2 separate regions of the Homo sapiens genome follow, and region 2 is linked to region 1. Evidence: chromatin loops called from intact Hi-C (ENCODE). Cell type or tissue: CD4-positive, alpha-beta T cell. All regions are shown on one strand. Each heading gives the region's core, and the rest is flanking DNA. Links, peaks and the distances in the headings are about the cores only. Region 1 holds the start of CCDC60 (coiled-coil domain containing 60). Region 2 overlaps CCDC60 (coiled-coil domain containing 60).

Evidence for each region. Hi-C counts contacts between places; a loop is a spot of excess contacts. Peaks named below come from ENCODE experiments on the same cell type or tissue, not always from the same donor. Only the 100,000 strongest peaks of a DNase experiment are listed, where the experiment ranks them.
Region 2: it touches region 1 in a loop (11-fold over the local background); 5 of 110 quality-filtered maps call a loop at or near these places.

Annotation. Positions count from the first base shown.
Region 1 is chr12:119,325,100-119,338,493 of GRCh38, reverse strand. CCDC60 (coiled-coil domain containing 60) reads right to left here and starts at 3,765. Exons shown (of 14, transcript NM_178499.5): 1 at 3,228-3,765. The coding sequence starts at 3,317. In CD4-positive, alpha-beta T cell, for the core only: no CTCF peak of the experiment used is centred there; no DNase peak of the experiment used is centred there; H3K27me3 peaks cover 596 bases.
Region 2 is chr12:119,375,789-119,391,632 of GRCh38, reverse strand. The region is part of intron 1 of CCDC60 (coiled-coil domain containing 60); the gene reads right to left. It overlaps PRKAB1-AS1 (PRKAB1, TMEM233 and CCDC60 antisense RNA 1), which reads left to right. Exons shown (of 3, transcript NR_188494.1): 3 at 3,366-3,646. Among named protein-coding and RNA genes, the nearest start is that of CCDC60, 49 kb to the right of the region's middle. RefSeq lists enhancers at 774-1,275, 15,728-15,787. In CD4-positive, alpha-beta T cell, for the core only: no CTCF peak of the experiment used is centred there; no DNase peak of the experiment used is centred there.

The DNA.
Region 1 (13,394 bases), core at 971-8,970:
AGGGACCTGTCCTCTCTGAGCCTCAGTGTTGCCATCTCATGAAGAGGTAACAGTTCATAGCTTGAAGGATTGTAGAAGGTTCTGAAAATATCACACTTAAGAGTTTTTTGAGTTCAATACGTGGCACATGATGCATGCATACTCAATACATGCCAACTATCGTCATGATCATGATCATGACTGCAGTTATTATTCATTTGATTTACCCCAGACATCAATCCTGATCTCTACATATTTCCTTGTGGCTTGTCACTTTCTATTGACGCTAGATTAGGTTAATTAATGCTTTACTATAACTCTAAAACCTTGAAATTCCTAAGGGCATGATCTTTTGAATGTGAGCTAGGAACCCCTGGGGTCTTCATTATTTCCTAGAAAGTAGAGAGGGGTGCGAAGGATTTCAATGAGGCTTTCGGGCCGGAAGTCTTGGTCTATCCAACAGTTTCCTGGAAGCCTTCTTCCCATTGCTTGACATCCCTGAGTCCCACTACCCTCCTCCCAAGAAAGAGATGATCATTTCATCTTCTACATCTTCCTCCACTCTCTACATCTCTCTATGGTAGGATGAAAAACTCTATTACATTTATTTGAGTACATGGCTTGTTTCTTCCCAAAATCCAACATGGAGACACACACACACACACACACACACACACACACACACACACAAATACACACACACACATGCGTGAATCTAAATTAGCTGTCCCTTTTCTTTGCTCCCACAACACCCTCTGATACTTCCTCAACACATCATTAATCAACCTGCATTATAACGTTTCTTATCTCTTTTACTCCCCATCCCAAGCATACACACTATAGATTGTAAGATTCTTGAAGGCGAGTCTCATTTTTAACTAGAGCAAGTGTTTAGCACCTAACAGCAGTGCAATAAATGTTTACTAAATAAATGAAATAACAATAGAACTAAAACCTAAAGTGTGCTTACTATATGTCAGGAACTGTGCTCGTAGCTTTTGGCGTACGTTAACTCATTTAATGCTCACAGCAATCCCATGAGGAAGCTCTATGACATTCCCGTTTTGCAGATGGCAGCACTGAAGCGGAGCAGCTCTGCAGCTTGCCCAAGACCACAGGGCTGCGAAGAGGCAGATCCAAACCCAGGGTGATTCTGTCTGCTGCTCCCGCTCTGATGTTCACCCTCGCTATTGAAGTGTTCATTTCCCTCTTCATTCTTTCCCTCATTCATTCTCCCACCGCTATGCTGGGAAGTTCAGTCCCAGAGCGGGCTGCTCTGGATTGAACATCCTTCTGTGTGGTATTTTGAGATGAAAGGAGATGGAAAAAGGCTGTATCTTGCAGAGTGGTCTTGCTAAGAGGGCTGAGTAATGAGGAGTGCACAGAGATGGGTTAAGCCTTAGAGAAGAGCAGCTTGGGAACATTTTGGACCACATGGAGAGCCCTTGTGAGTTTTAAGCTCTCCTTCACAGACTGACCACCTGCCAGGCCCTCCTTCCTGGGGCATGACTGTGAGCCACAACTGTGCCTTGTGGATGCACTAGAGTGGACCAGCATTGCTGACCTTGGCCAGTCCATGCAAAGTGGGGTTTGAGGATACAATAACAAATGCACACTTACAGTTGTGCTCGTCCAGTTATGATCATTTAAAAAACAGGAACCATTAACTCCAGTCATTCAGTACGTATCGATTTTTCTTTGTTTTTCAAATCAACAACACTGTTTCATGTCCCATAAACACATTATCCAGCGTTAACATCACAGTGGACAATTTTCATAGCTTATTCGATTTAGTCCTCACACTGCTTCTGCCTAGTTGATGTTCCTGTTCTAAATTCATAGACACAAGGAAATAAAGCCTCAGAGAGGCTAAGCAATTCACCTGTCTAAAGTCACACAGCTGGTGCGTGGCAAACCTAGCCTTTGAACACCAAAAGTTGACCCTCTGCAGCCTCTCCATAGAGAGAGGGGATATGCCTGTTTCTGGAGACCAGCAGATCTCTGAGAGTAAGTCCTGCAGACGGCAAACCTACAATTCATCTTAATTTTTTTCTGATGTTCTACAGTGTCATTGCTGATTTATTCCATCATTTTGGAATTACTGGCTAATAGGATGGCCCAGCTCACTGATCTGGTTCGCGTTTTCACTCTTTAAGAGAAACCAGCCATTGATAGCAACGGGAATGTGTCTCGACAATTTAATCACACCATGACTCTCCTCTCTCTCCCTCTCCCTTGTTGGTTTCGAGGCTAATTCCTTTTTTTGTATTATTATACTTTAAGTTTTAGGGTACATGTGCACATTGTGCAGGTTAGTTACATATGTATACATGTGCCATGCTGGTGTGCTGCACCCACTAACTCGTCATCTAGCATCAGGTATATCTCCCAAAGCTATCCCTCCCCCCTCCCCCCACCCCACAACAGTCCCCAGAGTGTGATGTTCCCCTTCCTGTGTCCATGTGATCTCATTGTTCAATTCCCACCTATGAGTGAGAATATGCGGTGTTTGGTTTTTTGTTCTTGCGATAGTTTACTGAGAATGATGATTTCCAATTTCATCCATGTCCCTACAAAGGACATGAAAACCATAAAAACCCTAGAAGAAAACCTAGGCAATACCATTCAGGACATAGGCATGGGCAAGGACTTCACGTCTAAAACACCAAAAGCAATGGCAACAAAAGACAAAATTGACAAAAGGGATCTAATTAAACTAAAGAGCTTCTGTACAGCAAAAGAAAGTACCATCAGAGTGAACAGGCAACCTACAAAATGGGAGAAAATTTTCGCAACATACTTATCTGACAAAAAGCTAATATCCAGAATCTACAATGAACTTAAACAAATTTACAAGAAAAAAACAAACAACCCCATCAAAAAGTGGGCAAAGGACATGAACAGACACTTCTCAAAAGAAGACATTTATGCAGCCAAAAAACACATGAAAAAATGCTCATCATCACTGGCCATCAGAGAAATGCAAATCAAAACCACAATGAGATACCATCTCACACCAGTTAGAATGGCAATCATTAAAAAGTCAGGAAACAACAGGTGCTGGAGAGGATGTGGAGAAATAGGAACACTTTTACACTGTTGGTGGGACTGTAAACTAGTTCAACCATTGTGGAAGTCAGTGTGGCGATTCCTCAGGGATCTAGAACTAGAAATACCATTTGACCCAGCTAATTCCTATTTCACTTGTTCTCGAAAACATGATTGGTTTCAGCAGAGGGGAGACTTACCTGCCTTAGGTTCTCCGAGGCATAAAAGGGCCGGACAGCCCCCGAGTTGGGGGAACTCTGAAGCTTCTTGGTGGCTGGAACCTTGGTCATCTTAAAAATCCTTCAGGTTTTAGCCTGTGCCCCCAAGACAAGGATTTTTCCAGAATCTTCTACTTCAGTAGTTACTGGTATGAGAAGTTTCGGCAACTTCTCCCTGATCCCCAAGTCCCAATTACACGAACTCCAAAGCGGTTTCCTTCTGAAGAGTAATGAGAAAGCACCTGGGTCTCCCACAGACGGGATAAGGAAGTCCGGGTAGGGCAGAATCAGGCAAGCCTGGACTTATTTACTTTTTGAAAGGTTATAAACTTCTGTAAGCTTCCTCCTCTTCGGAAGGGATATCTTTCTCTTCTATAAGCAAAATAAAATATGAACTAAAAAATAAATAAAATTCCAGTGACAAAGTGTGAGAGGGGTCCCATGGAGGGGCTCCCAGATCGCCATCCTCCGAGAGCGGCCGAGAACTAAGGCGGCCCCAACGAGGGGTTTATCGCACTGCGGGGAAAGTAGGCAACTGCTAACCCTTGGGCCGGGTGGGGGTGGGGGGAACCCAGTTGCTTGGCAACGGGACGCCGAGGAGGGCTTCCTCATTGGCTGGAATTCGTGGGGGCGGGGTCATGGGGGTCGTGAACTCTCCCAGGTTGCTGGGACGCCGGCTCAGAGCAGCCGGCTGCCACCGGAGCTGCATTCTCTAAACAAATTGGTTTCTGTTTTTAGGCCTGAGGACCATACCCTTTCTCTCTGCCTGACTACAAGCGAATCCTTCTTTTCAAACTCTGCTCTGTACTGCTGCTAACCCACTAGTAATTTTTTGTGCCTTGGGGTGGGTGGCCTGTAGTCCTGCAATTCTTAACCTGAGATGCCTATTTCTCCCGTTTTTCCACCTGACAAACTCCTGCTCATCCTTCAAAGCCCTTCATTTCATAAAATGAAATATTGTTATTCCATTTATTTAGCAAAGATTTATTGACTCTGCTAAAATAAAATATAATAAAGTAAAAATGAAATTAAAAAAAATGAGACCTTCAGGACTTCACGATCTATAGTGTGTATGTTTGGGATGGGGAGCAAAAGATAAGAAACATTGTTATAAGGCAGGATGATTTATGATGTGCTGGGAAAGTATCATAGGGTATTGTGGGAGCAAAGAAAAGGGACAGCTGTATATAGATATAGATATATGCACACACATACATATACACATATATGAATATACATATGTAGACATGTATATATGTGTGTATATACGTATTTGTGTGTGTGGGCATGTATGCATATGACATTTATTGAGTGCTTAGGATGTGCTAGACACTGTTCTAAGTGTCACATACTGACTCAATCCATACAGCACCTCTTTAAAGAAGGTGTTTTATTACCCCATTGTACAGCCTAAGCAACTGAAGCACAGAGACATTAAATGACAAGTTTAAAGTCACGCATGTGCTGCAGCTGAAATTCAAAGCCAGAACTGTTTGAGTCTAAAGAGCAAGCTTTTAACCACTTAGATGCCTAACTTTGCTGAGTTTGGCTTCTATGTCTTTAAAATGGGGATACTATCTTTGCCACAGGTTGTTAAGAATTGAAGTGGATGATGCATATGAAGGCTGAGCCCATGGGGAGTCCTAGCTAAGTGGTACTATTATTATTCCCTGACATCACTTCCCGAGGAAGAATCAGGCATTCTCACTGTGCTGGGTTCATTTCACAGCAGATGTTAGTACTAACTGATATTTATTGATCACTTGCTCTGTGCTAGGTACTGTACTAAGCACTTCGCATACATTAATTCATTTAATCCTTCCAATAACCCTACGGGGTAGGTTCCCAGCCTGCAGCAGATTTATTTCGTATGTTTGGATTTGAATGCCTTATCCTTGGCATTGTTTCACACTGGATCGATCTGATTCCTGTTTTATCCAACAACCTTGAGCTGCTGGGGATTATGATATCATTATGGCTGCATCTTCTCTCTTTCTTTCTTTCTTTTTCTTTTTCTTTTTTTTTGAGGCAGAGTCTTGCTGTGTTGCCCAGGCTGGAGTGCAGTGGCGTGATCTCGGCTCACTGCAACCTCCGCCTCCCGGGTTCAAGCGATTCTCCTGCATCAGCCTTCTGAGTAGCTGGGATTACAGGGGCATGCCACCAGGCAGGCCAGGCTAATTTTTGTATTTTTAGTAGAGACGGGGTTTCACCATGTTGGCCAGGCTGGTCTCAAACTCCTGAACTCAAGTTATCTGCTGGGATTACAGGTGTGAGCCATGGCGCCCAGCTCATCTTCTCTTTAGAAGGCATCTACTGCAAGATGACACTCTACAGAATGCAAAATACCTAGCCAAGTAACTCTAGATGCTGGTGCCTGAAAGTCATTATTTTCTCACCATTGCCTAAAGACTGACCCTGACCTTCCCTTTCACAGGAAGTTTTGGTTCTCCGGCTTCTTTTGTGGGCAGCATTAAGCAATCGGCAGACACTTTCAGAATGAAGCAGATAAAGGGAATCATGTTTGGGAGATAGGGCTGGGGATGAGGGGATGAGGGGATGAGAAAACAAGGCAGGATGGGAAATGTTCAGCCCTGAGCAGAACAGACAAAAGCTGTCTTCATATGATTTTGTAGAACAGGCTTGGCAAAGAGGAACTCAACTAGTTCTGTATTAGCTCAAAGAATAGGAGGAGGTTTGGGCTCAATAGGAAGAAATGTGTACACAGCAGAACATAATTTTAAAAGGTGTGACCTCTGGAATCCAACTGAATTAGCCACTGAGCAGCTTCAATGATAATTCTCATAGGACTGTGATGAAAACCAAATGGGATAACTCATGCAAAGCACAATGCCTAGCACGGAGGAAGTGCTCAATAAATATTAGCCCTTATTTCCTTTGTTGTTTTTATAATACTCACCTGTCAGAGCCATGTAAGAACTGGAAATAGGAAGGGCTCTAGAACTGAAAAGACATGCGTTCAATTCCTGGCTCTGCCATTTGTTACCAATAAGACCTGGGTCAAGTTCACTTCTCCAAGCCTCAATTTTTCACGTGTATAAAACTCATGTGTAGTGAATGGTTATGCCAATTTTATACCTGCTACCAGGATGATGAAGCAAAATAACGAATTTCCCTTCTCTGTCTAGGAAGGGGTATATTCTTTAGAGAGGGAACAAACTACCCAGCACTAGAGGTGTTCAACTAAATGCCATATGGCTTCTTGGATTTTTGATCACTTGGGGGTGTCAGACTACATGATATTTAAGGCTCTTTCCAAACCGATATTGAGAGACTATATGGAGTACTAGTTGAGCTGGTGTCTAAATCCCAACTCAGCCATTTACCAGCTGTGTGACTTTAACTAAGTAACTTATCTGCTCAAAGCTTTGGTTTTCTCATTACAGAGTGAAGATAATAGTACATTCGTGAAAATGGTATCATGTACATAAAATATTTAGTACAGTTGGCACATAATACATGCTCAATAAATGCTAGCTGTTGTTTTTTTTAATCGTATGAACAGAAGTATTTTCTAGAACGATTTAGTGCTTTGGGGGGCCAACTAGAGTTAGTAAGAAAAGCTCTTTGGTCTTATGGCATCTCCCAATCTAGCTCTAGCTGGGTGGAGAAGAATCTCTCTCTCTCTCTCTCTCACACACACACACACACACACACACACACACACACACACACACCGAAACAGTATATAAGGTGTTAATTGGGATCCTCCAAGAAGATGCCAGAATAAGATTACATGTGCTAGGGATTTATAGAGGAAAATGGTTGTGAAGGATAAAGGGGAAGGAAGAAGGAGTATATAAGGAGAGTCTGTTGAAAAGGAGAAGGAAGAAAGGATTGGGTAGGAAAAGCCATGCACTGAGACACAGCTCTGAGAAAGTCTCAGCCAGGCTGACAGGGAGACCCTGAGCCAAAGTTGCCCAATGGATGAATCTCCCATTGCACAGGAAAGTCCTGGTTCTAGGACCCCTATTCTGCTCAGTGATTATCTAGGAACAGCTGGGTGTAGGATGTACACAGTAGATTCAAAATGCAGCATCTGTCAGTCAACTATGCTCCCTGCAGTTTTCTCTTGGTGAGGCATCATCTCAGCTGCAGACCTCCATGGCCCTACCAGGTCATCTCTTAAGCTGCACAGATTCACTTTAGAATGCATGCCCAAGGAACAGTCCCTCCCTCCTGGCTCCTGTGGATATCCTTTCCTGACAGAAAACTTAGAAAAGGGAAATTAGTGGGACCAACTATAGCCTCCATCATTGCAACTGGCATTGGGGGCTGAAATTGGTGTTTGTTCTTTTCCTTCTTCACTATACATTCTAAATTCCCCCTCACGCTTAGCTCTTCCCTCTCTAGGTCTAGGCTTAGGTAGTGGAGTGACCAAAATCTTTATTCCTGAGAATTCTGAGCCTTTAAGTAAATCTGCTCTCCTCACTGTCTCAGGGTTGCTGCATGTATCCATTCCTAGTTAAAACTGATCAAGAGAGTACTTATTAGGAGGCACCCAAGTGGATCACTCAGTTTCCATATATGTTCCTTCCTGCCCCTATCTGTATAATCACTGATCAGGGTCAATTGTCCTTGCTAAAATTGTGACTCCTCTTCTCACCTGCTGGTTCCTGGGCACAAAGTGTCTGGTGGCAGCTATAGCTAAGAGTTAATACAATCCGTGCTGTGTCCCCTGGCAAGAGTGTACCCACTTTGGGAACCTGGACCTCTCACCCTACATAGCCCAGAGTTGCAGAAATGGAAAGAACGCACTCCCTCAGTGCCTCATTGGGCATGAGGGCAGTGGGAACCACTCCTGGTTCCACTTATTGGCTCCTGAATCTCTGGGGTTCCCAGATCTTCGTTCCCATTGGGAACACAAAGTTGTATAGAAGTCTGATTTGATGCATGTGCTTCAAACTATAGGATAGCCCATTCTTGCTTCAATAGACTGATCTAGAACTCTGTGACACCAGCTGCTTCTGGGTGGGGTGATATGTGATACTGCTGGATCCCATGACCACTGTGAAGGTGGTTTCTAGTTCCTAGAGTTTCCATGGGCATAGAGGGGCAGTGATGGTGGCAGACATTGTCAGAACCCGGCCCATTGTCCCTTGACATTAATAGTTCCTAAGGACAGCTCCTTGCTGCCATTTTGCCTGAGACATTCCTCTCTGGCTACAGCAGAAGTTCCCAACCGTTTGTGGCTCTTGGTACCCTTTACTTCCCAGTAATTTTTTTCATGCCACCTCCAAGCTAAAAGAAACATGTTGAGAATCCCATTTATGAAGTCCTTAGGCCTGCACAACTTAGTATTTACATCCTAATCACGTGAAAACTAACACATATAAATGGAAAGAAAATAGTATTTGTATTTGATTCTTCCACTTTTAGTATATGTGCTGCTGAAGTGAGCACAGTATTTGCTTCTTAAATAGCTGCCATTGCTTACCAGTGGGTCATGTGCCTCTGGTGGCCACAGTGCAGCTTCTCGAACCTTGGAATCAGTTTGGATACCATCACCTTCATTTTCTGTAGGACGTTAATTTTTGTGCAGTTCTCACTTTTTATCACAGCAACTGCCCCAAATCCAGCTTTTTCAAAGATATTTCATGAAAGGAATGTCGTGGAATCTACTGTTGAAACTGAGTGCACTAGTCAGCTCAGGCTGCAGTAACAAAGCACTGCAGACTGGGAGGCTTAAACAATGGACATTTATTTTCTCACAGTTTTGTGGCAGAAGTTTGGGATCAAGGTATCAGCAGGCTTGGTTCCTTCTCAGGCCTCTCTCCTTGGCTTGCAGACGGCAGCCCTCTCCCTGCGTCTTCACATGGTCTTTCCTCCGCACCCTTCTGTGTCCAGATCTCCCCTTCTTCTAAGGACCCCAGTCCTGATCAAGAGAGTACTTACTAGGAAGCACCCAAGTGGATCACTCAGGTTCCATATGTGTTCCTTCCTGCTCCTATCTGTGTAACTGCTGATCAGGGTCAATTGTCCTTGCCAAAATTGTGACTCCTCTTCTCACCTGCTGGTTCCTGGACACAAGGAGTTCAAAGTGTCTGGTGGCAGCTGTAGCTAAGAGTTAATACAATCCATGCTGTGTGCCCTGGCAAGAGTGTACCCACTTTGGGAACCTGGACCTCTCACCCTGCAGAGCCCAGATGAGGGCCCACCTCATGACCTCGTTTTAATGTCAAGACATCTGTAAAGACCCTGTCTCCAAATAAGGCCACCTTCTGAGGTATTAGGGGTTAGAACTTCAACACGTAAATCTTAGAGGGGCACAGTGTAGCCTTCAAAATTGAACTATGTGTCACTAGTAGTTCATATGGCATTCAATAGATGTTGCCGTGTTTCCCTTAAAAATTAAAAATACATGTAGCCTCTTCTGTGAATTTGCTGTGGCACTCTGGGGCACTTTGGTACACCGTTTGGGAACCACAGGGCTATAGGAATGCATTCTGCCTTTTTTTTTTTTTTTTTTTTTAGATGGAGTCTTGCTGTGTCAACCAAGCTGGAGTGCAGTGGCACCATCTTGGCTCACTGCAACCTCCACCTCCCAGGTTCAAGTGATTCTCCTGCCTCAGCCTCCCAAGTAGCTGGGATTTCAGGCACATGCCACCATGCCCGGCTAATTTTTTGTATTTTTAGTAGAGAAGGGGTTTCACCGTGTTAGCCAGGATGGTCTCGATCTCCTGACCTTGTGATCCACCTGCCTTGGCCTCCCAAAGTGCTGGGATTACAGGCATGAGCCACAGCACCCGGTCCATTCTGCCTTTAAGCAGAGCAGGCTAGAAGTGCAAGAAGTTAACACCCATGGGGATAGCCATAAAGCAACGACTAATGGGAATTAGTGGATAAATACTCTGCCTCCTCAACCCTTGGGTAGGACAAGTCTGGAGTATGGTCTACACTGCCCCCAGTGGTACCCTGCAGGACTGACTTATAGGAAACACCACTGCCTACGGTCACTGCCTGCTCCACCCAAACAACCCACACTGGCTTTTTTCCTTTTCCTGTCTCATTTTCCCACTCCCCTTCTGGTACTTCCTGGATAGCCTCCCAATAAACTACTTATATCCAAGCTATTTCCCTGGGTCTGCTCCTGGGGAACCAACTTAGGTTAGTGTTGACTGAAATAATCTGGGGAGGTCAGACTCGAATCAGGCTCTGACACTGAGTCATAGCGCGTTGTCAGGACACCTGAATTTTTTCCTCTCCCTCATCTCATTACATGGGGTTCCTATCTCCTTTGATCACCTCGTCCCATAATCTCCTTCTTACCATTGCTCTCAAGTTTATCATAAAGAGTTTCTTGATATTCTCCACCTCCCTTAAACACGGAGAGGCCAACATGTTTTCAGATACGTAAATACATCCCCCAACGGTGAAATATTTGACAACCGAGATATGAAGTGATTGTTTAATGCTTAATTCCTGACTGATTTATGCAAAATATTAACTGAAGGACGTGAAGCGACAGGCATTCTCTCCTCCCGATTTGCCAAAAAGAAAAGTATCTGAAGGGATTAAAAATAGACATATCAAGCAGAAGAAAAATTTTGGAATGTGTCAGACGCCAGCTGGGGCAGCTGAAGAGAAAGCTTGAAATCTGGTAAACACTTGAATTTCAGTCAGTAATACATATGTTTGGCATTAAAAACCTATTGAAAAAGTCATCATTTTTGGAATATCTTTAATATGCTTTTTTTGTGTGTTGCATCTAGCACCCAGAAAACTCCTTCTGGGTATTTTTACTGAAATGTCAGCACTGGATTTACAAATTATGGGGCCCAGGGCAAGAGTACAACTTGGGGCTCCCTTGACACCTGGTAGCTGGCAATCTATTGAAGAATTGTTTCCAGGTTGAAATACCACTGGATAATGTGTATTTGTACCACCTTGTGGATTCCTGTCCTTTGTTAGATTAAAGAATTACCGCATGCTACAGGGCCCTTGTGGGGTCTCTGGCCCCACATCCCATTCCTACTCTATCCTCCAAACCACAGCCCCAGGCGAGAGGTGAATTTGGATCTTTGAGACTGAAGAGAAGAAAATGTAATGTTAACCTGCTTCTACTCTCCTTTCTTTTTAACTTTGGTATGTCCGGTGTATTAGTCAGTTTTCACACTGCTATAAATAAATACCTGAGACTGGGTAACTTATATTAAAAATAAGAAGAAGTTTGTTTAATTGCCTCACAGTTCTGCAGGCTGTACGGGAAGCTTGGCAGCATTTGCTTCTGGGGAGGCCTCAGGAAGCTTTTACTCATGGTGGAAGGCAAAGTGGGAGTGGGTGTCTTACATGGTGGGAGCAGGACCAAGGTGGGGGGTGATGCCACACAACTTTAAACAACCAGGTCTCATGAGAACTCACTATTGCGATGCGATGACAACACCAAGAAGGGATGGTGTTAAACCATGAAAAACCTCCCCCATGATCCAATCACCTCCCACCAGGCCCTACCTCCAACAGTGGGGATTCTAATTCGACATGAGATGTGGGTGGGGACACAGATCCAAACCATATCACCTGGCCTAGTAGCAGAGGAAGAAGTGTAGCCCCAGGACTATTCTTAGTGAATATGGAGTCCTACTGGAGTCCTAGGATGGGATCCAAGCTACCTCCATGAGTGATGTTTTCCATTTGTATATGTTTCATGCCACAGTGTCCTGGGAGGTAGGCCAGATTGGATTTATGAAACTATTAATCCCATTTCACAAATGTAGACATTGAAGCAAGCTCTGGCATGTAGTAATTTGTTAGTGGTGGAGGTTGTCCAAGAACCTGTTTTTTCAATTCCAAACTTAGTGATTTATTTCAGCACTCTGTCACACTGTCTTAATGTTCTTTTACTTAAAGGTAAGTGTGTATTTGTGTGTGTGTGTGTGTCTTGTTCAGCAGAACAACCTGAGGTTACTTCTGCAAGTAACCAAGAAACAAAGACAATTGGGATTTCCAAGCTGTCTGGAAGATGGTCTTCTACAGCTTTCTGGAGGAAGTCTTGACTTCAACATCCAAATAAGACACCTCAAGCCCCAGTCCCAGGTAGGAAGGCACCTCCCTCCAAGTATTCCCATGAATTTCCAAGTAGCTCACAATTTCTTGTTCAGTATACCCTCCAGCCAGTTTCCTAACTGCATAGGTAGAATGATATCACCCTGAAAAAGACATGTTTGAGTCTTCAGCCCCAGGATCTGTGCATGTGACCTTATTTGGAAATAGGATTTTGGCAGATGATCCAGTTAAGATGACGTTATCCTGGATTAAGATGGCCCCCAGCCCAATGACTTATGTCTTTATAAGGAAAGGGAAATTTAGATATAGAGACAGAAGACACACAAGGAGAATGACAAGGAGAATGCCAAGTGATGATGGAGGCAGAGATTGGAGTGATACATCTACAAGCCAACAAACAAACAAATAAAACAACACTAACAAAAAACAGTAACAGGCTGGGCACAGTGGCTCACACCTGTAATTCCAGAACTTTGGGAGGCCAAGGTGAGCAGATCACTTGAGGTCAGGAGTTTGAGACCAGCTTGACCAACATGGTGAAACCCCATCTCTACTAAAAATACAAAAATTAGCTGGGCGTGGTGGTGTGTGCCTGTAGTCCCAGCTACTCAGTAGAGTGAGGTGTGAGTAATCGTCTGAAACTGGGAGGCAGAGATTGCAGTGAGCTGAGAGTGCGCCACTGCACTCCAACCTGGGTGACAGAGCTAGATTCTGTCTCAAAAAATAAAAATAAATAATAAACAAACGAACAAAAAACAGTAACAAAACCCCACCAAAGATTGCCAAGAAATACCAAAAGCAAGGAAGAGGCAAAGGAATCCTTCCCTAGAGCCTTCAGAGAGAGAGAGAGTATGGCCCTGCTGATGTCTTGATTTTGGATTTCTAGTTTCAGAACCGAGACAAGAAATACTGTTGTTTTAATCCACATCGTTTGTGCCAATTTGTTGCAACAGCTCCAAGAAACTAATACACCACCCCTCTTGGCTGCAGCTTCATTTCCCTGTCCACCCCAATTTATTTATGCCCTCAAAATGCTATTTTCCAAAGGCGGTGTACAGTAGGACTTTAGTGGAGGTTTGGGATAACAGAGGAAAACTGCAGCACAGCTCTGCAGAGTCAGTAACTTAA
Region 2 (15,844 bases), core at 4,852-12,851, 49 kb before region 1:
TTACTCTGCAGCATGCACATTACATGCACTTTTCTGTTTGACATTCACAACAACCCTTTCCGGTAGAGGTTATTATTGCTGTCATTGTGCAGAGGCAGAAACTGAGGCCCAAGAGGGCCAAGTAACTTGCCCAAAGGCACATGGCTATGAGGTATGGGTGGTGACTCTCCAATCCAGATCAGTCTGAGGCTAGAGCTCAAGTTCTAACATTATATCCATGCCTAAGACATTAAGGTATTGTCTGGTACTTCAGCAATTTGATGATTATTGTTGAAGTCCTCAGGATCTGCAGCTCAGAATGTCCTCTATAAGTCCTGAAAGCACCCAGACGTGGATGGCATTTTAAGAAAAGACACACACACACATACACATAGACACATACTTGGAAAAAGAAGTCACACTGGCATGAATGGTGACAGTAGGTGCTGCTGGTCCTACTGTGGCTTAGAGGAGCTCAGAATAGCCACAGAGACGTGTGGGTAACAGTCCATTTTCTGATGCTTCTTGAATTTGGTTCATCTCAGCATCCTCAAATCCTCCCCTCACATTTTATAAAAAGTAAAGTCATGCAGAACTGGGTGCTTCATTGAGGAATGTGGTTAAGACCTAACCTAAAATGAGAAATGGCATCACACAAAATCCTGAATGTGTACTGAGGTCTGACTAGGTGGCCTGAGGTTAAACAGCAGGAAATTAAGCCAAGTGGCATGGCTGCCCCGCCTGGAAGCACTGCTGCTTTTTAGAACTTTTGTAAAAATAAATGTCAATGAGGGCAAAAGGAATGAGCTCTTTAAAAATAAATGCACCTGCCACTGTTCTTGCTTAAGATCATCTAACTCCTTGCTACTCAAAGTGTGGCTCGGGAACTAGAAGCATCTGTGTCACCTGGGGGCTTGTCAGAAAAGCAAGTCTCAGCCCTACTCCGAGCTGCTGAATTCAAATCTGCATTTCCACAAGGATCTCCAAGTGATTCCTTGCAGATTAGAATTTGAAAAGCAGAGAGCTTCCTCTGGTCATCAAAGAACTCATCTTGGCATCATTATACTGAAAGAATGACCACTCTCTGAGGGGTCCATCCACATTCATTCATTTGTCCATTCATTCATTCATTCACCCATTCACTGATTCATCTATTTAAAAAATATATTGATTATCCACTAAATGTCAGGCACTGGGGCTGTGACTGTAAACAGGAGAGATGTGATGTATAGAATGGTGGGAGAGAAAGACATTAAACAAACATTTATTTAGTTATTATAGTAAGTACCAGGATAAATTTAGTAAGCACAACAAACAGTGTTTTAGGGCCCTGATCTGCTTACTGACAGGGAGCACCTGCAGGGAGGATTAGGGAAGGTGTCTTTGGGAAGTAGTATCTAAACAGACCCAAAGAAGGACAAAAGTGTGTTTATTAAGGGAATGTTCTGGGCGGCAGGAATGGCTTGTGCAAATGCCTGGAGGTGGGAAGATGTGAGGTATATTGAAGCCTTGTCTTTTACGATTTGAGAATGGCATTATGGTAGCATTACATGTAATAGTGAGATGTTAGGAGCCCTTCCTCCCTTAGGAGAGAGATTTGATGACCTATTTATTTTATGTATGAAAATATGCATCATTACAGACTAAACAGACATATTTCCCTCTGGAGAAAGTCTACTTCTTTCATGTGGCCACACACTGACCAGGAGTCAGGGTGTCTTCCTGATGCAGAGAAGAGAAAGTCATCTTTGTCTTCCATTTGCATTTTCCATTTAGTTTTCAATTCATCAGCCACTAATGGTAATGTGTGCAAAGCCACTACCCAAATGAATGGCAAGCTTGCTCTGTGTATGTGTGTGTGTGTGCATGCCTGTGTGTTGGTGGTGATTTGTGGAAGTGATGGGAGGTGGGTAGGGGGGCTAACCCTAAAGATGCCTTGGGTCTGGGGCTCAGGGGCTCAGACTTACCATGATCGACAATCCCCTGCCATTTCCCACTCTACTTGCTTCTTTTCTAAGCCTGTCTAGTATGTTACAGCTTTGTGAGCACAAGTAGTGTATTTGGGAGGTGATCCTGGGAAACCCCCATAGGAGAGTGGGACAAGGAGAGGAAGGTATGTTAATGAGCAAGCAGGTGACCACCGTGGGCAACTTGGGGCTCAACCCTGCTGGCACCACAGGGGAATAATATAGAGTTGGAGTCAGCAAACTTGTCTAGAAAGGGCCACACCATAAATACTAGGCTTTTGGGGGTATACAGTCTCTTGTACAACTCTGCCCTTGTAGTATGAAGGCAACCATAGACCATATGTAAAGAAATGGGCGTGGCTGTGTTCCAGTATAACTTTATTTATAAAAACAAGTGGTCAGCCAGATTTGGCTGGTGAACTGTAGTTTGTTGACTCTTGATATAGAAGATGTCTCAGAATTGTTGCATCTGAAGGCAAGGCAACTGAGGTACTTATGTGTTATCATTTGTCTGCCATTGGTAAAGGGATGCTCCTTAAGGCATTGCCTTTCTTGTCCCTTCTGAACTGCCCCAGACCACAGACAGAGAGCCACAGGTGCTACTGTGGGAAGCCATGAATGTGCATGAGCATGGGAAGAGCCAAGAAAGGGGACTATTTTATAATGAGTGAAGTAAGACTCAGAGAGGGCAAATGATGGTATGAGATCACAAGAAAGGTAGTGGTCATGATCAAAACAGAGCTGATCCCTATGCTGTTTGTACATGGTGATACTCTAAAAGTAGGAAATTTTGTGCAGTGTTTTCCAGTTGCATTTTAACATCTGTCTAGGAACTTTTGTTCTGAAGCACACCATTTAGAAAGCATGTCACCATAACCTATTCCACGAAATGGATTTTCTTCTGCTCCCCAAACTGTTATAGAAGCACTTGAGAATCAAAGTAAGAACAAAGATACATAATTTAAGTGTTTATTCTTAAGAACCTTTTAAAATGTCTTGATTATATGTGTTTCCAAGATGTACATATAGAAACTTTGCAAATCAATGAAAAGAGAGCAAACTACCTAGTAGAAAATAGGGCAAATAATACAAATAAGGTAATTCTCCAAAGAGAAAATATAAATAAACAATGAATATATAGATGATCCTCAATCTTGACAATCAGGTAGGTACAAGAAAACAACAACATGTCCTCTTTGCCCATCACACTGGCAGAAACTTAAATGCCTTATTAAAGGGTGGATGAAGATGCGAAGTAACTGGTACTTGGATATTCAAGTAGGCTGTGATTTGGTACAAATTTTCTGGAGGTTTATTTGATTAATAAAATCTGTTTCCTCTCACTTTCTTCCTCCAAGAACAAGAGAAGGAATCACAATTGGTCCATGACAGTCACGGTCATCTCATTCCTCTTGCCAGTGGCAGGTGTATGTGTGAGTTTGCAGCTCAATCCTGGCCAAGGGGATCCAAGGACTGCTGAAGAGGCATGTCTGCACATGTCACCTAGAACATCTCCAGCCATCATGTGATCTCTGGGGGAGGCATTCCCAACTCTCTGAGAGAAGCAGACCAGAAAGATGGAAAGAAAGCACCTGGCTCCAGGATGATGACATTGAGCCGATGAATTAACCACCTTTGTGCTGCTCTAACCTTCAGAGTTCACCTTAACATGAGAAAATAAAACCCTTATTGCTTAGCCACTGGGATCTTCTTTTATTTGCAGCCAAAAGTATCTTAACTGATATAATTATCTCTCCCATATAGAAATGGGGCCTTATGTGTCCAAATAGGCAATGTACAAGTATTTTATTATAGCATTGCATGTAATCGTGAGACATTAAGAGTAACCTGAAATGTGCGTCAGAGGGGACCTAGGGAAATAAACTGTGATTCAGTAACACTATGGAATTTGAGGCAGCCGTTAAAAGCAATTAGGTAAATTTTTATGTGCTGATCCCAACATCTCCAAGATCTCTAAGACATTTAAGTTTTAAGAAGTTGTGAAATAAATACATATGGTATAATCCCATTTATGAAAAACAAAATAATCCTTAAAATAAAATGTGTAAAGATTCATATATATATACATTCATACCTATAGAAAAAGGGGGTGGGAGGAATCACATCATATACATAAAAGCATTTACCTCTGGAGCTGGGAGATGGGCAGGGGGTGAGAATTAAGAGAAACTTGTGCTTTTTTATGTATGGCATTTGTCCTTTTAGCAACACAAATGAGTGAATTTAGGGCTTTGTCATAAAAAGATAATGTTTGGAAAATAGCCCACATGCTCATTGTAGAAAAATCTAGCAAATACTAGAATGCACAGATGTAAGTTTTGTTCAAACCGTGCAAGACAGAGGTTTTTTTTGTTGTTGTTGTTGTTTAGAAAAACACAATATTTCAGGTTTCCTGGGGGCAAAGAGGAACTTCTCTTCAGATCCTCAAATGATTTTCATGTGTGTGGCACAATTACTCGGGCAGAGTTCAGTGTTTTTAATCAAAAGCTACTTGTCAAGTAGGCAATGTCACTTTGCCTAGCCTGCGTAAACAAAGCTTTGTGAGGACTGGGTTTGGAAAGTGGAAGAGCTGAAACATTTTAATTGGAGAGTGTGTGTGTGTGTGTGTGTGTGTGTGTGTGTGTGTGTGTGAGAGAGACAGAGGGGGAGGGAGGGAGAGAGAGAGAGAGAGTTGAGGGGGAAGAGGGGAGGAGGATGGAGTACTCTGTGTGATGTACACAATTCTGGAGAATTCTCCATAGAAATATCCACCCTGTGTTTTCCAGCACCGGCTCTGCTCCTAATCACTTGGAACCATAAGAATTTGACCTTCCAAAGGAGAGAGGCTTCCTCGCAATGCTCGGTTGGTAATGACTGAGTTGTAGGCACGGACTGTTTCGTAATTGCCTTCCAGTTGTCTCCTACATTTTTCTGAGTTGGGTACCATTAGTCTTAAGGCTCCTGTCATGTGGCCATTAAATCATTGTTTTCTCTGACAGTGTCATTTCTGCAAAACCCTGGAGAGAAAATACTACACATTTTCCAAGGCTGGAATGCTGCCACCTGGTCATTATGCCCAGCAGCCCTCAGACGGCTACTCCTAAAGATGTGCACCTTTGGTGCGACCGCACCATGGCTCCCCAGACTAAACAGCTCACTGTTACTGGTTGCTTTTTTTTTTTTTTCTTAGAGTGGAATTACCCTGGTCAGCAAGCACCCTCTAGCACTAATTTAGGAGACTGAGTCTGACAAATGGGTGTAAAGAAAAGAAGAATGGCAGGAAAAATATTGGTTTTCAGAAATCAAAAATGATGCTTCTCTAAGGGTATCACTTATTTTTCCCTCCACCCCTGCAACCTACCCAGGGCAAGAGCAGAAGAAAAATTTTTCCAATAGGGTCTAATTGTTGTCTGAAATAAATGAGAACAGGGAGGTTTGAGGACTGCTGAACATGGACAGATGAGGTGGGAGGAATGGTCTTCATGAGTGATTTCCAACAGCCGAGCTGCAAGGCTGAATAAAGAGGATGCCAGTGAGTCCTTAACAAAACAACAAAAAACCAAGGCTTGCCGCCTTCAGGGATCATAATTTATTCATTCAACAAATAAATGGTTGAATGGTTAGTGGTTGTTCTGTGCTGGAAATTCTTCTAGGAGCTGGGGACACAGCAATGAACCAAGCAACATCTCTATATCTTAACTGGGCTCTGAGTAGGAAAGAGATGGTGCACTCAAACTGGGAATTGGAGGAGGAGTTGAATAAAGGGACTATTTGCACAGACTGTTTGCATAGATCCCCCTACAAGGGATGGTGCAGTCCCCTGGGGCTAGCAACAGCAGGGAGCTGTTACCACCCTGAAGGGGCACGGAGGGGGAGCAGCGACTGGCAGTGAAGAGGTTAGTGGTAGGGAGAGGCCGTGTGACAGGAGCCAGGACCAGAGAATCACAAACAACCAAGTCCATGTAGCAAAAATGAGACTGGGAACAGAGACTCCAACCTTTCTATCTCCCTGCCCTTTTGTATTAGTCTGTTTTCAGGCTATTTATAAAGACATACCTGAAACTAGGTAATTTATTTTTTAAAAAAGAGGTTTAATGGACTCATAGTTCCACATGGCTGGGCCTCACAATCATGATGGAAGGCAAAAGGCACGTCTTACGTGGCAGCAGGCAAGAAAGAATGCGAGCCAAGTGAAAGGGGGAAACCCTTTATAAAACCATCAGATCTCGTGAGACTTATTCACTATCACAATAACAGTACGGGGGAAACTGCCCCCATGATTCAATTATCTTCCATCAAGTCCCTCCCACCACATACGGGAATTATGGGAGCTACAATTCAAGATGAGATGTGGGTGGGGACACAGCCAAACCATATCACCTTTGATCTCCCAGCAGTGCTTTCTATTGGCTGAATCCAACTGGAGGCTGGAGAGCAAGGGAGGTCATTAAGTTGTCATTCTCCTGGGGCACAGAGCAGGGAGGAGAAGGGTGGCAAGTGGTTCTGGAGAGGCAAATGGTATATTTCCAGCACAGTCCTTGTCCTCAAGGAGTCAATATTCTACCTATGGGACACAGACCATAAACAAGTAAGCCCATAGCTCTATAACACAATGTTGCCAGGACTTCATTAATCTAAGCAGCACCTCTGTAAAAATTAGAAAAAGCCACCCTCTCTCCAAATGAATGCAGCCCCGTGCCAGGGCACATGGTTTCGCCAGTGAAGCAAGGGCTGGATATCAGCCCCCCCACTCAATGTTTGGTCAGGAGCTTGTGCAGAACTCAACCCACAAAACACAATATCCTTCATGGCCAAGCGGTCAAGGTGTCATAAAGAAAATTGAGAATCCACGACTTGGAATGAGCTGGTGACAGGTGATGCCCAGAAATAGCTTTTCTAGGGCATTAGGCTTGGTCATACCAGTGACATGGTGACATGCTGCAAACACAGGGTCATTAAGGGGCCCTAAGGATGTCCAACAAGTTGCTCTCCCAGGACCAGCCCCTTGCAGCTCTCTGCAGACTTCACAGGTAGGCAGAAGCCAGGATGGGTCCCTTGTAAAGTTAGCCACCAGTGGGAGCGGCCCGGAGCTCGCAGGGAATGGCAGGTCTGTCTTCTCCCAGCTCCGGCTCCCTGAACTGTGATGAGCAATTTGTCTTTCAGCCTTGATCTGCTGTCAGTGGGGCTGACACTGACTCCAAGTATTAATTTCTTCTTGAGCTGTCTTACATTGCAGTCGACAGAGGGATGGAAAATGAAGTAGATTTGCCAGATACAGAAACTCATCACCCAGCTGCCTTTATTAGTGGTGAAGCTGCAGGGAGGAAGAAGGCCTGAGCTGTGCTCCTCTTCTTTTCTTAAGAAGCAGATGCCAAACCCCTAATGAAGCATCTTTCATTTTGCAGCCCTGTGCTTTGACACCTTTCTGCCTTCACTCTCCCTTGGCTGCACAATATCTTAGCTCTGTCTCTCTCTCTCTCTTTTTTTTTTTGAGATGGAGTCTTGCTCTGTCCCCTAGGCTGGAGTGTAGTGGCACGATGTCAGCTCACTGCAAGCTCCACCTCCTGGGTCACAACCATTCTCCTGCCTCAGCCTCCCAAGTAGTTGGAACTATAGGCGCCCGCCACCACGCCCGGCTAATTTTTTGTATTTTTAATAGAGATGGGGTTTCACCGTGTTAGCCAGGATGGTCTCAATCTCCTGACCTCGTGATCCGCCCGCCTCGGCCTCTCAAAGTGCTGGGATTACAGGCGTGAGCCACCGCGCCCGGCCTAGGTCTGTCTCTTTAAAGTGGCTAGGCAGAGATATTACAAAGAAACCCATGGACACCCCAAGTCTTTTCATCAGCTTATAACACGCTCACCCATCTCATGAACATGCCCTCTTGAAGGTCTCTTGTGTTGTCTAGATTGCGTTTTATTCAGGTATCTGTGGTGGGCAGAAAGAAACAGGTTCATTCAGCTCAAGTTTTTAAAAATGTAGGAAATCTCATGGTATCCAGTGACAGGACAGCTCAGCTACTTGCTGTGTCTCTTGAGCTCTCAAAAGGCATGAATGCTCAGATATGCTATTTTCTGCACACTCGTTTCTTTATTCTTTCTCTATCCTGGCTCCTTCTGCTCTCGCACACAGCCCATCATAGCTGTCGCGGCCCTAGAGTTTATGGGGCCCTCATCTCCATACTCTGTGGCTATCTGGATCCGTCTTTCAGTGTCTAAAGTCCAAGTTCCAGATAAGGAAATCTGATTGGTTCAGCTTGTATCAGGTGTTTCCCTTTGGTCCAATCATCTGTAGCCTGGAGGGTGGGACCATGTGGTCGGTATAGCTTCCTGTCTCTGAAATAGGAAATATGGGTGGGGCGAGAAGACTTCTCTAGAACATCCAGAAAGAGATGCTATAGAAGCAAAAGCAGATCTGGATAATATATTTTTAATTTTATTTTTGTAGAGATAGAATCTCACTGTTGCCCAGGTTGGTCTTGAACTCCTGGGCTCAAGTAATTCTCCCGCCTTGGCTTCCCAAAGTGCTGGGATTATAGGTGTGGGCCACTGATCCCAGCCCAGATCTGGATTTAAATCTCTATTCATCCAATCACTTCCAGACTTTTGATCAATTATTTAATTTCTTTAATTAATTTAATTTCCAGTGCAGTGGCCACCCAGGGTTATGCCTGCAAGACCAGCTTCAAGAACATGGCTAACAGGCAAGCACAAAGAGGTTCCGCCATCAGTAGATCTCCAATTACCCTGGGTCTGCTGCATTTTCAGCACCTCATCTCTTTGGGAGCAAAGGAGAGAAGTAAAGCTTTGTATTCACATTGAGTGTATTGGGATGGGTGGGTGGTGAGATAGTCACAGCTTGGTGGCCCGGCATGTTTGGGGAAACATGAAACATAATCACATCACTATTGTGTAGAATGCGTCCATGGCCTCCCCTCACAGTTAGGCTCAAGGTCAAAATTCCTCATAACAGACTTCAAAGACTTCATGAATCAGCCTAAGTGTGTATCTCCATCCTCATCTCCCAGTGTGCCCCATTACACTCTGCTTATTCATTCATTCATTCATTCATTCATTCCCACTGTTCTGAATGCCTGTGATGGGCCAGCCCAGTAGTACAGGCCATACTGGGCCTCCTTGAGCTCCTGCTGTCTCATGACTCAGGGCCTTCACAGATGCTCTTCCCCCTGTTACGAATACTTTTCCCTCCACCCCTTCATCAGTTAGGTGCTCCCACAGAACTTTTGTACCCTGTTCCCCTTCTGTGTCAGGACTTATTGGGATGAAGACAGAGGGCAGAAATGGTGCTCATCGTGCTTCCCTGTACCCACAGTGACCAGTGCGCTGGCTGTCACACAGCCGAGCATCAGGCCAAGTCTGCTGAATGGATTAATGTCAAAAAAAGGCCTGGAAGACATATCTCTGCCTCATGGTAAAACGCTAAAGACTGCTGTGAAGCTCATTTGCAGGTTTTGAGAAAATTTTAATTACTGAACATTGACAAGGGAAAGAGTTTTTGTGGCTAAAAGTTTCGTGGCTAAAGCACATGAAAATCAGCTTCATGTTTGTGGAAGGAGAAGAGAGGTATGCATTTGCCTGGATGGGGTCAAGTAGGGTTTCTCCCTGGCTCTGCCCCTGCCCCGCCTTATCTCTCTCTCTCAAGCACTAACGATAAAGATAGGAAGGTCATGAGAAGGTGTCAGATGCCTGCAAAGAGCCAGCCTGCTTTGTGCTCACTTACTGCACATTCTTCTGACTTTAGAAAACAAGAATTTTCCTTAAAGGGTCTCTGGTTGTAGCACAGGCACCTCCCCATGTCACCTGCTTCAACTTTCCATTGTAGATCTTAGGGTCTGAGATAAGAAATCCTTCTCATAAGTTTGGAGCACTGAGACTTTGGGGCCACAGATCTAAGAGTCCAGACTCCACTGCTTGCTGGCCAGGAGACCTTGAGTGACTTCGACTCTCTGAGCTCCAGCTTCCTCGTCCTTAGAATGGGGTGGCAATAGCAGGTGCCACTGGGGTTGTCATGAGGTGTAAGTGAGAGGATGCATGGGAAGCTGTCAGTTTGGTGCCTGGTGCACAGGAAGGCCACAGTAGGGAGCAGTGATTACTACCACTGAGTCTGAGTATCAGGATATCACACTGAGGATCTGGTTTTCCAAAGGACAAAGATAGGGAGCTAGAGACAGTAATTCCAGAGATTTAAGGCACAGAAACAAATTATCCTGCCACGTTTGCTTGGCAACCACAGACTCCAATTCCTCTTGTATAGGGAGAACAGCTTCAATTGGAGAAATGTTGACACACCAAGGACAGAATTCGACTTTAAAGGTCATCATGGCTCAGTTCATCATAAAGACCCTAAGCCCATGACAATTAATGGAGATATTGAGCCAAAGGCAAACCAAGAATAGAAACTGGAGACCTTGCAGACTGAGTAGTTTTGGCCCAATAAGAGAATATTGTAGGAAATACACTTAATTTAAATATGGTGCTGGTCATGGGGAGGAAGAAACAAAAGTCCCTGTTAATTCAAATGAAGTGTTTCACTGATTACCGTAACAGAAGTGCCTTACCGAGTGGTGACCTCCCTGTCACTGGGCATATTCAGGCAAAGTCTGCCTGATCTAGGGTACGTCTGTGTTCCAGACGTGTTGGTCATTCACAAACCACCTTCAGGATATTTGCCATCTCTCTACACTAATTTTATTATAATTTACTTAATATTTGTCTCTAATTGAGCTCATTTTAGAAACGTGATAAAAAGTAAACTTACTACTATCACTGTAAGAAGAAAGCCATTCCTGCATGTCACAAATAGAAAGTAACTATAAAAGTAAATACAATAAAAACAAAAGAAGCTATTCAATTACAGCTAGGCACTAATCTTCACAAGGCTCTGAGCCTGAGGCCTGCCCTTTCTGTTAAAAGGAAGAGCAACAAGTCCTTAGAGAGGTGTTAAAAATTGAATAGCACTAAATTGAGACTTTCTCCTTTGCATAATAAAAAAGGACAAAAGAGAATTTAAAAACAAGTACCTTTTCTGCTATGCGATTTCATGTTAATGTCTATGTAACACTGAAAAATCATTTCACCATCTGCTGTTAGTAACTGCCCCATCCTCAGAGAAACTCCTGGGAGAAGAATTCTAGCACCAAATCTGGGGTTGGGTAAGAGAAGACCTAAAATCCCTTCCAACTCTGAGATATTACGACGTCAGGTTCTCACTATACTTTCTTGATATTCATTTCCCACCAAACGCTGGCAAATGCTTAACAATCTGCTCTCCAGGGGAGAAGGAAAGGCCCTGATTTACAGTGTTTGCCAATTCCCATGGTGTAAATATTCCCATCATGGCTGATTTTACTCTACCAATATGAGATCACCAAATTCCGACCAAGAGTTGGAAGGAGATGAATACAATAGGTTCAGTATGAGCTGCTTCTAGCACACATGACTGTTCCCACCCAACTGTGGTTGTCCTCTTAAGAATGTAAAACAAAACTGCTTCCAAGGGATTTATATCTAATACTGAAAAATCTTGAAAAAGCCTCTGAGACACTTGGCCATCTCTTAGAGAATGTGTGTGTGAGGGATGAACTAGAAGACTTCTTGCAGTCCCGCTCCACAATCTGATTCCATTTGTGCCCATTTCAGAGATAGAGGCATTGAGATACTTTCTTGCCTGCACCCCCACACAAACACTTTAGTAACCACTGAGTTGGGCTTGACCTTCAATTGTCCACTGTACACATCTGTATGTATATGCACATCTATATTTAATTAACATCTGCATTTCGCCTGCTGGGTATTCTCAATGGTAGCTTTGCTTTATATCCAAGCAGGGTGTTGAGGCTTCTGCTTACTTAACTTTTAAGTCATGGCCAAAGGGCTACCCTACCTCCAGTAGCTTCCCTGAATCAGTTCAAACCAGTCATCGCCTTTCCATATTTAGCATCTCCCACACATCAGTTACCATCTGCAGGTGAATTACTGTGTATGACTATGGCAATTAAATCTTCATCTGATCTGTTTGCACATTTCACCATACATACTTTCAAGAAAGCCCTGGGTCTAAGTAACATTGCATTGAGACCCATTATGTGCCAGGCATTATATGATTATTAGAGTGTCTATTTCAGAGTTGCTATGAGGATTAGATAAGAAGCTTACCCACCTCTGCCATGCCATGGCATGCTTCCTTTTTGTTCCTGTAACCCAACAAAGTGCAGAACAGTGTTGTGGACCTCGTGGGTACCCAATCAACTTCATGGATGGCAGTAAGGCTGCCCATGGCTCCAGATGCAAGCCCTGGCTTCAGTCCAGTCTAGCCCTTTCAACATCTCCTGGGTGTCCAGGCCACAAAACATTTGAGTGTCCTCCACCTGGAAAATGATGTTCTATATATCATCACTTAAGCTTAATTGTGAGTGGTTTGGAGGACACCCCACATGGGGTGATTTTATACACGGTTATTATGTTGGCATATGTGTTTCATGATCTGTGGCCTTCCGCAGCAACAACTATTTTTAGCTTCCTAGCAAAGGTCTGGCATGAGCTCCTAGTGTTTTCTTTTTTTCTTCTCCTCTTCAATGCTGGAATTGGCCTCTGCCTGGTAAAACCAAGCCAGGCCGAGCTGGGGGCTTCCAGAATGAGTGGAGAACTACTGAATAAAGCTGTCGTCTGATGACCTTGCCCTCTTGTCCCAGACCCACCAGAATGTGTTGGCCCTGGGCTGAGCATTGATTGTTATCAACATCTTAGATGGGTGGCTTACCCACCATGTACAGAGGGAAGATTCGTCTATGGGTCTGGCTCTCTGCACATATCCAACAGGCTCACTGCCTGCTGTCTTGACAAGCCTGTGTCAATCTTGGCCTGTGCATAGGGCTTTGCTTGTGATACTATATAGGCTTGTGCCTTGAGGATCTTCGCAAAAACAAAAACAAAAACAATTTCACCAATCCACTTACAACTGTTGGAGGGACAGCAAATTTCAGCTGTGTCTGGGGAGGCAGGCACCATGTTTGTTAAGAGCATGGACAGACCTGGGTTCCAATCCTATCCCTGATGCTTATTAGCTCTATGACCAGTTACCTAATTTTCTTGAGCCTCAGTCTGTGGACCTGCAAAAATGGAACCAATTACACTGGCCCTCATGATGTTGCTGTAAAGATTAATTGAGGTTCTTGGTTTAGTGCTGATACAGGAGCTAGAAAGAAATTATTTAGGCAGATAGTGAGGGTAAGAGAGTCCTTGGTAAGGTTTCCCTTTTAATAAAAGGCAGCCCCCAAATCATTTCCTTTCTAACAAAGAGAAGCCTGTAAAATCAAGCTGCAGACATAGAAAGGCAAGCTAGAAGCTTGCACGGGTGAATGCCAGCAGCTGTGTCAATAGGAAAAGGCTACCTGAGGGCCAGGCATGTTCAACATGGTGGCTCCATCTTCCCTTTTCTTTGTCAACCACGTGTACAGTAAGGAACAGACAACACGGCACCCGCCAGGTAGAGAACCGATCTGCTAGTAAGAGATTAGGGTGGGATGGCCAGCTTCTTTGCATACTATGCAAACGTCATACCTGGTCCGACTGATCTCTCGGGCTCTATGTGAATCAGACACCGCCTCCTCAAGCTTTTCTATAAAACCCCGTGCATTTCACCATGGAGCTGGAAGTCCCACTTGGGAGCTCCTCTCTCTCTGCAAGAAAGAGAGCTATTCTCTTTTCTCTTTCTTTCGCCTATGAAACCTCTGCTCTTAAACTCATTTCTTGTGTGTCTGCGTCCTCGATTTCCCTGGCGTGAGACAGCAAACCTCGAGTATTTACCCCAGACAACGATGCCACGTCTGTGCCTGGCATACCGCAAGCACTTCCTTATGCTCCTTGGCAAAGGGTTTAAGAGCCTGTGTTCACACAGCGGTTAAATTTGGTGTAGAAAAAAATGTGTAGAGGTAAAATGAAAAGACTTTGAAACCAAATTTTCCTGGATTTGATTCCAAATTTTTTCATTTGCTAGTTGTGCGTAGAAGTGGGAATATGGAAGGACTCACACTAAATAGTTAATAACTGTTTTGTAACTATTTTGTTAGTTATTAACTATTTAGTTAGTTTAGTTAATAACTATATAGTGACCAGTTGTTACTTCTGGAGTAAAACTGGTTTGGGATGATGGTGAATGATACTTTTAACCTTATTTATAATATTGTAACTGTTTACAGAGTTAATGTAGTGATGTTATTACTTGTGCATGTAAACACTGAGAATAAAAAGAAAACAGAACTGATTATTTGAATTTACCAGATTTTTGTGGTTACAGAGACAAGGCTTTACAACAATTGGAAGATATTTCTTATTTTACTTCTCCGTCTCTTGAGACTTGGGTTGGAATTTTTTCTTTCTTTCTTTTTCTTTTTTTTTTTTTTTTTTTTTTTTTGAGATGGAGTGTTGCTCTGTCGCCCAGACAGGAGTGCAGTTGCACGATCTCAGCTTGCTGCAACCTCCGCCTCCCAAGCTCAAGCGATTCCCATACTTCAGCCTCCCAAGTAGCTGGGATTACAGGCACGTGCCACCACACCCAGCTAATTTTTGTATTTTTAGTAGAGATGGGATTTCACCATGTTGGCCAGGCTGGTCTCGAACTCCTGGCCTCAAGTAATCTGCCCACCTTGGCCTCCCAAAGTGCTGGGTTTACAGGTGTGAGCCACTGTGTCTGGCCTGAGTTGGAATATTGAGGGCTTAGTCTCCATCCACATTGTCTAGTGGAAGCTTGCAAATACTATCCAGCCCAGAGAAAGACAAGGCCTTTCTCTAGCCCTAAATCCCTGCAGCTACAGAACATCCCCCAATATTCCAAAATGGGTAAATGACCCCAGCCCCAACTACTTATACCATTGCCTATAAAGTAGCCACTCTGTTGGAAATATATAGGGGCACACTGTTTAAAGGATATAGGAGCCTAAGGGAGGTTTGGGAATGAACCAGACGAAGCCAGCATCCTGAGATTACCACTGTGTACTTAGGACCATCCCCTGAGTTTTATTTTATTTTATTTTATTTTTTTGAGACAAAGTCTTACTCTGTTGCCCAGCCTGGAGTGCTGTGACTCAATTCTGGCTCACTGCAAGCTTCATTTCCTAGGTTCAAGCGATCCTCCCACCTCAGCTTCCCAAGTAGCTGGGACTACAGGTGCGTGCCACCATGCCTGACAAATTTTTGTATTTTTTGTAGAGACGGGGTTTCACCATGTTTCCCAGGCTGGTTTCAAACTCCTGGACTCAAGCGATCTGCCCGCCTCAGCTTCCCAAAGTGCTGCGATTACAGGCATGAGCCACTGCCCTCGGCCCTGTTTCTTCATTCTGGTTAATTGGAGACCTGCAGGTATTCCTGGAAAGATAGGACAGGAGGGATCAAAGTGATCAAGGATGAGCCTTGTAGTGTAAGGCAGTTTTTGGCAAACCCCAATCTTCAGCTCAGAGAGGGTTGCCTCTGCTGTTCCAATTGAGTGGGCTAAGCTTCACTGGGGTATTAGCAAGTGCGTTTTTCTGAAGGTGGCCATGCTTTCTTTGTTATTAATGAAATACAAGAAGAAAACGTGTCCAACACACAAATCCAGATGGGCGTGGGTGTGTGGGCTCTCTTCCAACAGCCACATTTCTTGGTATAATGTGACCTTTCTGTCTGATTACCACTCTGCTCTTTTCACCAGAGGAAAGTCAGGAGAGGAGGTCTTTTAAAGAGACAACGGGCAAGTTGATTAGGTGGCTCCACGTTTGTCAGACTTTATACTAAGAGCTTCAAGGGAGGGGCTGGTTGTTGCAGGAAGAAGCTGAGGACTTGATTCATTTCGAAAACTGTCCCCAGGGCCTTCTGGCTCACCCACTTCCCCACATTGCATCCTGC